Regions from separate parts of the Homo sapiens genome. Here region 1 is linked to region 2. A link is a loop called in an ENCODE intact Hi-C map of the cell type or tissue named here. Cell type or tissue: OCI-LY7. All regions are shown on one strand. Links, peaks and the distances in the headings refer to the core of each region. The heading gives the core; the rest is flanking DNA. Region 1 overlaps ARHGAP44 (Rho GTPase activating protein 44). Region 2 overlaps ARHGAP44 (Rho GTPase activating protein 44).

Region 1 (4,400 bases), core at 70-4,069, 110 kb after region 2:
GTAGGGTTGTTTTTTTTTTTTTTTTTTCTTTTCCAGATGCACCTTACCAGTTTAAAATTCCTAATAATTCTAGTTTGGTAAAATGTCTTATCATGAATGGATTTTGAATTTTGTCATTTGCTTTGGCTGTACCAGTTGAGTCATTTAAAATGAGAAATTACAGTGATTTGTGAATGTTGGCCCAACCATACATTACTGGGGTAAATAAACCTCACTTGGTCATAATGTTTTATATTTTTTACATATTGCTGCATTTGATTTGTGAAGATTTTTTACATCTGTGTTCATGAGGACTGTTCGTCTATAATTCTCTTTTTCTGTAATATCTTTGATTTTACTATCAGTGTAATAAAGACCTCACAAAATAGATATGAAGTGTTCTCTCTCCTTCTGTTTTCTGAAAGAGACTGTGTTATTCCCTCAAATGTTTGGTACAACTGTCAGTGAAAATACCTGGTCCCAGAGTTTTGTTTTCAAAAAGAACTCTATTTATAGTAATAAAAGTATTCCAATTATCTCCACTTTTCAAGATACATTATTTCTTCTTTGGTGAATTTCAGTAATTTGCGGTTTTCAAGGAGTTGGTATATTTTACTCAAATTGTCCAATTTATGTGCAAAATGGTGTGTGATACTTTTTAATCCTTTAAACAACTTTCCAGGTCTGCAGTGATATCCCGTTGTTTATTCCTGATATTAGTAATTTGTGTTTTCACTTACATTTTTCCTTAGTCGGTCTGGCCAGATCAACTTTATCGATCTTTTCAAAACATCAGCTTTTGTTTTCATTTATTCTAATTTTTTTCTGTTTTCTATTTCAGTGATTTCTACTCATCTCTTTATTACTTCTTTCATTCTGCCTGATTTGGGGTTTATTTTGTTCCTCCTTTTCTATTTTCTTAAGGTAGAACCTTATATTACTGATTTGAGACCATTCTTCTTTTACTTCTTAATTTTTGTGGGTATATAGTAGGTATATATACTTATGTGCTACATGAGGTTTATTGACACAGGCGTGCAATGCATAATAATCACAGGGTAAATGGGGTATCCATTCCTCTTTTCTAATTAAGCATTTAATGCTATTACATTCCCTCCAATCATTAGATGCACCCCACAAATTTTGATATGTTGTGTTTTCATTTTCATTCAGTTCTAAATACTTTTTAATTTCCCATGAAATTTCCTCTTTTCACCTATGGATTATTTACTTAACTATATTACCAGACATTTGGGGTTTCCTAGTTATCTTTCTGTTACAGATTTCTAGTTGAACTCCATTATGGTCAGAGAACATACTCTGTATGGTTTCACATTTTAAAATCAGTTAAAAATTTACTTTATGGATGAGGATATAGTCAACCTTGGTGAATGTTTCACGAGCACTAGAAAAGAATATGTATCCTCTGTATATCTTATTGTTGAGTGAAGTATTCTATAAATGCCAATTAGATCCAGTTGGTTTACAGTGTTGTTCAGTTCTTCTATGTCCTTGCTAATTTTCTGTGAACTAATTCTATCAATAACTAAGACAGGAGTGTCAAAGTCCTCACCTATAACTGTGGATTTGTCTACTTGTCCTTTTGGTTCTATCACTTTTTTCTTCATGTATTTTGAGCCTCTATTCTCAGATGCATACACACGTAGAATTATTTTGTCTTTCTGGTAAACTGACTCTTTTATCAGTATGTAATGTCTTCCTTTATCTCTGTAATTTTCCTTGAAGTCCACTGTATCTGATATATTAATAAATACACCCCACCTTTCTTTTGAATTGAGCAAGCTTGCTAAACTCTTAATAATTCTAATTATTCATTTGCAGTAATTTTTTAGTTTACATAAACAATCATATCTGAAAATAATGACAGCTTAAAGCTCCTTTCCAATTTTCATCCTTTTTATCATATTTAAGATTTATGACTTTCCCTACCCTAATATAATTCCTCATCATATTCCACTCAAATTAATTTAAGTGTCCACTGATTTTGTCCTAAAAGCTTGTGTGGCAGTTTTAGCAGGGGTGTGTATGGTTAGTTTTATACCTTCTCAACTGGAGAAGGTCACCTTCTTTGCTCAAGTTTATAGCTTCAAGATGAATAAAAGAAGAGTGCTGAGGAGCAGAGAAAACCATTTCTCACCACCCAAATATGCCTAAAAACCAAGAGGCTCAAACAGATCTGCCTTCTACTTGACATTTTCTTTGTTGGCTTCCTTCATGGCAGGCTCCCCTTTTTCAATCCACCCTGCATACTGCAACTAAGGTACTGTTCCAAATCAACCATGCCTATAATCTCACTTCCCCTTTCAACTGCGTTCAGTAACTCCCACTGCCTCACAGACCATATCTCAACTACTGTGCTCAGCTTCCACAGCCCCACTAAAAGCCCAGTCTCCCCAGCATTTGACCTTCCACCAACCTCCACAATACCCACTTCCTTCTAAATAGTTCCATCTGTCCAGTGACTGTGAAACACAACATCTATTCCCAACTCTCTGTACTTGGTTCTCTTCCTACAGACTGCCTGCTCATCTCCTTATTTAACTCTGAACTATTCTTAACGGCTCACTTTCAAGTTCCACCTCCCCCATGAAGCTTCTCAAGCAATAAAAGGAGAGGAAAGAGAGTTTTCAATTCTTGTCATGTTGTTGGTATCTGACCTATGTACATACCACCCAACGGCCAATTTGGGACCTGGGCAGTTCCTGGATTCCACTAGGTTCTAGTCTGCCACTTACTTGCTTTGATTTGGAGCCAATTTCTTATCTTCTCCTGACTGGTATACTCTCCTGTAAAATGGAGTCATGGGGGCTCTAATTTCATAATAGTTTAAAAATCTATCATTTTCCTCAGGGATCATAACATTCTCCCACTCAAAATCCTTTCTGATCTTTTAGTCTTTACCTCTTTGTTATGTGCTATATTCTATTATTCACGCTTCCAGCCTTTTCTACCCCACCAAGGCTATTTCTGTATTTCTCCTAGTATTGAACACAATACACTTTTATTGGCTATGTGGGGAAACTGCTTATTTCCCTCACAGAATAAGTGCGAGGCGGAATGTTTGCAAGGAAATACAGTAGACAGCCGTGTATGAGATTGTACATTCTAAATGCCTACAGGATAACCTTTAGGGGAACCCTGCTTCTCCTCCCTCTTCTATTTTGTTCTACAAAATCCCAGGAGACTCTGGAGAATCAGGAAAGCCAGGACAAGAATCTTTTAAAAAAAAAAAATCAAAAGAACAACCTGCAGCAGAGTCCTTTTGTCCTCACTTCTCTAAAGCCAGGAGAGAGGAGAAGTAAAAGCAGGTGGTGGGGGAGGTTCAAGGAAAATCAAACCAGGGTTTCTAATGCCCTGGGTAGGGGTGGGAGAAGGTGAGGAGAGTCGGGAAGAAAACTGAACAGTTTCCTCACAACAATCTGACCCTATCAGTCAACCATGATTCAGCAATATTTACCACTTTAAGATGTGTGAAAAGTAAAGGAGGGTTTTTGCTTTTTTGGGGGTTTTTTGGGGTTTTTTTCAGAAAGATAAATCAAAAGTAAAAATAAGGAGGGAGCAGGAGATAAGAAGGAAGAGAGGAAAACAAGAGGAGTACACCCAGTGGAGGAGTGTGCCAGGTAGACGTGAAAAATTAAAACCACTAACAGCATTTGCTATATGTAATATGAGGGTGCAATATAGGTATGCTTGCATATATGCATATAAACATATATTCCCATCAATATATGAACTTGCTTGTCTTTCACGGTGGCCTCTATTCAAGTAAAGAATTAATCTATATCTGCTCCGGGTACAGAAAAGTTACACAAACAAGCTTGGGGCCAGATGCGGTGGCTCACCCATGTAATCCCAGCACTTCGGGAGGCCGAGGCGGGCAGATCACCTGAGGTCAGGAGTTCGAGACCAGCCTGGCCAACATGGTGAAACCCCGTCTCTACTAAAAATACAAAAATTAGCCGGGTGTGGTGGCAGGCGCCTGTAATCCCAGCTACTCGGGAGGCTGAGGCAGGAGAATTGCTTGAACTCAGGAGGCGGAGGGTGCAGTGAGCCGAGATCACGCCACTGCACTCCAGCCTGGGTGAAAGTGCAAGACTCCATCTCAAAAAAAAAAAAAAAAAAAAAAACACCAGTTTGGGAGGTGGCTGCACAGTAACAGGGAAGGGTGTGTGACCTGGCAGGCCCCCCACCACCCAAGGAGAGTGTATCAGAGTCTGAAAAACCCCAAAGAGAAGAGCATACACATTTCAGGCTTATCAAAAAGGGAGATGAATTAAGAAAGCCTGATAAACACCGCTGTAGACAATTAAGCTTTTGGTCAGCACTAAGAAGATAAAACATAATCGATAACCCCGAAGGAAAGGAAGAGATTGCCCTTCTGAATATTTAGATGAAATCTC
Region 2 (4,400 bases), core at 265-4,264:
TCTAGCACTGGCTTCCTTATCCTTATAACTGTTATGGCTGCTTGGCACCTAACAAAGTGCATTGTCATAATGAAGTCTTAACAAATATTGGTGGGGAGGTTTCTACCCTGTTTGGAAACAGAAAGGTTGCTGGACAGGAAGGGAGAGAATATTAGTGTTTTTCTTTATATATTTTTGTATTTTTTAACTCATTATGCTGAACATGTACTACGAATCTTTGAAGAGGAAATGAATACATTTTTGGCACAATAGCGAATATAAGCTAGACAGGAATGGATAAAGCTACTGAACTTTTATCCTGATCTATTTGGATATTCACATCCAGCATCCTTGCTTACCACCACCCTCTCTTGTCTATTGAAAAAGAAATTAAAAGAAAAAAGAATTCTTAACAGAGGAACATAGATCCATGGTAGATAGTTAAAAAATAGACGGTAGGCCAGGCACGGTGGCTCACGCCTGTAATCCCAGCACTTTGTGAGGCCGAGGCAGGTAGATCACCTGAGATCAGGAGTTCATGACCAGCCTGGCCAATATGGTAAAACCCCCGTCTCTACTAAAAATACAAAAAAAATTAGCCAAGCGTGGTTGTGTGCACCTATAATCCCAGCTACTTGGGAGGCTGAGGCAGGAGAATCACTTCAACCTGGGAGACGGAAGTTGCGGTGAGCCAAGACCGTGCCATTGCACTCCAGCATGGGCAACAAGAACGAAACTCTGCCTCAAAAAAAAAAAGAGAGAGAGAGAAAAGAATAAAAAAAGAAAACACAGTAAAAATGAAATTGGAAGGAGAGAAGAGTTATGCTTCAGGAATACCACACACGCCAGATATTTGGCATATATGCAGGAGTTCAAATGACAAATCAGCTGCACTCACAAAAAATCTGGCATATGAAGTACTAGTCTTACTTTGCTTGGTTCCATAGTACTGTAGGCTGGGAGATAATGAATTCTTTAAAAATCTTTCAATGTTTCTAATTCTAGAGAGAAATTCTCCCTGATTCTGAATGTCACCTGAATGCAAGGTCAAAGCCACTTGCACAGGGTGGCTGTAAGAGAAAAAGCCTATGGACAAGCTAAGACTAGACAGAGCCATGAAGAACAGAGATGTCCACAGGCAAACTGGTTATTCTCCTTCAAAACTGGATGTGATTAGGACAGGTTCCCAGAATAGTTACAGAAATGTGATGTTTTTGTTCCTTGGGTCTAAATAGAGTTTTGGTTTCCTTAGAAACCCAAGCTGACATATATGCAGGTAAAGAGATGTACATATACACAGAGCATCGTGAATGGTCTATTGCTACCTAAGTCCTGTGAAATATTTGCAAGAAAAGGAGATGGGAAACATCTGAATGAGTACAACGAAGGACATCATTACACGAGTACAGAGTCGCAGTTTTCAGAACGATGTCCTCTCTCTTAACAAGTGGGAAGTTTTCTTTTCTGTGACTCTTTTCATGGCTAGCATTTCAACTTCATAGATAAGTGTCTTCCAGGAGGCATAGGATGGATAAAGCAACTCAGGAAATATCAAAACGCAGCCAAAAAGGAAATAACTAAGTATCAACAGTGAGTCAAGGCTCATCTATGGTCAAATTCTCAACTGTCCTGTGTCACCTAGAATTTATTCTTTGGGACTCAGATGATTTACAAAAGCTTCACACAGAAATAAAGGTCATTCCTCTTTGCCTAGCATGCAGGACCACCAATGATAAATGAATGCTGCCTCCCTGTCTAGGTCACCATCAAAGCCCCAACTCCTTGGGTTCATCCTGGACTCCTTGGAGATGCTAGCCGGCGGGCTTGGGGACATTCAGTTCAACTAGAGCCTCACTGACAGAGTTTTAAGAGAACTCCAGTGAACAAAAAGGGAATCCCTGAGGGCTCCCCAGCCTGTCCCAGTAGAGAGGAGCAAAGAGGGCAGGTACCCTGCAAATCTCCACTCTGTTGGCAGCCTCTTCCATTTCTTCCCTGAGGGCATCAGCCTTGGCACCCGCAGGCTGTAAGCTGCTGGACAAACCTGAAGACTTGGAAGTCTGCTGCCACCTGATGGAAAATAGGAGAAAAAGAGATGTGAGACAGGTAGAGCCCTGGGGATCCCATGGGAGCACTGAGAAAACATCTGGTTACAAATATCACCCAGGGAACTACATACCCTCACTGGAAAAGGGAGGTCATGAAAAGGCACCAAGGACTAGGCAAGGAGACAGTGGGCCCATATTTCCATGCGTCAACTGCTTACTGAAGCTGAGAATCAGCTGCCCCTTCAGATAGGACGAGCATCCCCTGGTTTGTCACTATTTTCTCTATTGTCTTCCAAACACTAAAGCCAAATGGCAATCACTACTGCTGTCTTTTTAAAAAAATTAATGTTATTTTTAATGGATAAATCATAATCATATACATTTATGGGTACAATGTGATGTGTTGGGATATATGTACACATGTACACACACACACAGTATGGAATGATTAAATCAAGCTAGTTAACATATCCATCACCTCACTTACTCATGATTTTCTGTGGTGAGACATCTGAAGTTTAATCAGGGTGATTATAGTAATATACTGTATATTATATATTTCAAAATAACTATCACTGCCCTTTAAGCACAGTCTCTATCATTGGTTTAAGTCCCCTGCCTATCCTGTGGGAATTTGAGTATGGAAATCCTCACCTTCTTGGCTTGAAGCCAGTGACGTATGCTAAGTGAGAAGACATGCTGGTAAGATTAAAAACAAATCTGATAGCAAAAATCTCCACTGGTAAGCCCAAAACAATTTTTATGGCAACATTTAGATTCCTCATGAATGTTTTCTTAAAAATTTGGCCTTCTAACGAAGTCACTCAGAAAACTTTAGGAGGAAATACAAATATTTCTGGCTGCTGTGTTATCAGCAGGGAATTACCAAAAGTAGGCATAATTGGAAAGATGGTTCCAATTATGCTATAGTAGTAGCTGAATTAGGTCTCAGCAGTGGGTTCCTCTCCTGAGTCTGTAAACTCAATGGGTTATAGAGGCCAGCAAGTTAAAAAAAAATAAAATAAATCAAATGGGCCATTATCTTAAAAACTAGTCCGCACGATCCTCTATTTCCTACTTGTAATGGAGACAGGAAATATAAAACTATTTCTCAGCTCTAAGAAAAACAATCCTGTAATCAGGAGGACAAACAGCAGCCAAGGCTGGCTTTAGTCTTGGGAAGTCAGGCGGGAGCAGGGGGAGCTGGGAACTTGGTAGGAGGGATCCTGCCTTGTTTAAGAGAGGGTAGCTGTTCATGAGCTCCAGCTGATGGGGCTGAGGTGGGCAGGAAGCTGGGTCATGGGTTGCCAGATGTTTCAACTGACTAGAGAAGGAGGAAATTGTTATGTGAACTCTCCCAAGTGAAATGTGGCAACAAATAATTTCTTTTAAAAACCATGCAGGCTAACAGCATACAGACCAAACAAGAGAGCTCTGGGGGCTCTATCTGGATCTCAGACCATCAGTCTGCAGCCTCTGATGCGAGGACAGAAAGTAGAATGTCATTCTCATGTCAAGAGTCAAGAATCTAATCATTTAGTATTTTCTCTACTCCACTATTCTTTTCTCTTTTGCTATCTGCAGGAAAAACAGAAGAATGCAAGGCTCTATAATACAAGAAATGGAAACTAAAAGTCTCCTTGCTGTTAGCAAAAAGGAGCAAAAATGAGGATTCTCTGTCACTTAAAGAATGCAATCACGGGAAAATTACTTTAAAAAGGTTTTGAGACATCAAGCTGGCTTGAAGCTCCAGAGATGAACACATGTTCTCTGAAAGATTCCTGATTCCAAGATAAGAATTCAGGGCAAACTAGAAAGGAAATATTCTACTGAAAGATGTTTCAACATCTAAGTTGAAAAAAAAATAACAGATCAAGATTAGGAAGAATTCCTGGGTAATTTTTTCTTATAAAGGTTTACCCTATACAAGTGATATATTTGATTAATACTCTCCCAGTTGAATCATTTCAAATAAAGTATTAAAGTGTTGTGGAGTTTTGGAGAATAAAATACGAGATGCCATGGCTGTAATTTAGATCTCAGACAATAACTACAACACAATGGTAGATTATGGAATTAAGTTAGAACCACCATCTGACTCATGCTACCTGAAGAAAAAATAACTAACCAATATGAAAGTGTTTAAAATATATATAAAGTGACTACAAACACTAAGTAGATTTTTATGGCTTTGTAACTCAGGATTAAATTTTTTAAAAAACAGAATCATACTAAATATAGGTATATTAAAATGAAGACATTTTCCCAAGTTCCTTCTTTTCTTTTTATTCTCATCTATTTTTTCCTCCAGATTTTATCCTGTAGTCAGTATCTTGATGCTTTAAAAACATATACATTTCCCCTTTTTATAAGAAA

Evidence for each region. Peaks named below come from ENCODE experiments on the same cell type or tissue, not always from the same donor. Only the 100,000 strongest peaks of a DNase experiment are listed, where the experiment ranks them.
Region 1: a loop joins it to region 2, with 7 times the contacts of the local background. A loop is called at or near these places in 2 of 110 quality-filtered maps.

The regions. Positions count from the first base shown.
Region 1 is chr17:12,813,963-12,818,362 of GRCh38, reverse strand. The region is part of intron 1 of ARHGAP44 (Rho GTPase activating protein 44); the gene reads right to left. Among named protein-coding and RNA genes, the nearest start is that of ARHGAP44-AS1, 26 kb to the right of the region's middle. RefSeq lists an enhancer at 2,465-2,554. In OCI-LY7, for the core only: no CTCF peak of the experiment used is centred there; a DNase peak (open chromatin) is centred at 2,282; H3K4me3 peaks cover 2,797 bases; H3K27ac peaks cover 3,104 bases.
Region 2 is chr17:12,926,575-12,930,974 of GRCh38, reverse strand. It overlaps ARHGAP44 (Rho GTPase activating protein 44), which reads right to left. Exons shown (of 21, transcript NM_014859.6): 7 at 1,929-2,046. Among named protein-coding and RNA genes, the nearest start is that of MIR1269B, 11 kb to the right of the region's middle. In OCI-LY7, for the core only: CTCF peaks have their summits at 1,848 and 2,049 (motif pointing left); DNase peaks (open chromatin) are centred at 2,084 and 3,324; H3K4me3 peaks cover 1,169 bases; H3K27ac peaks cover 2,130 bases.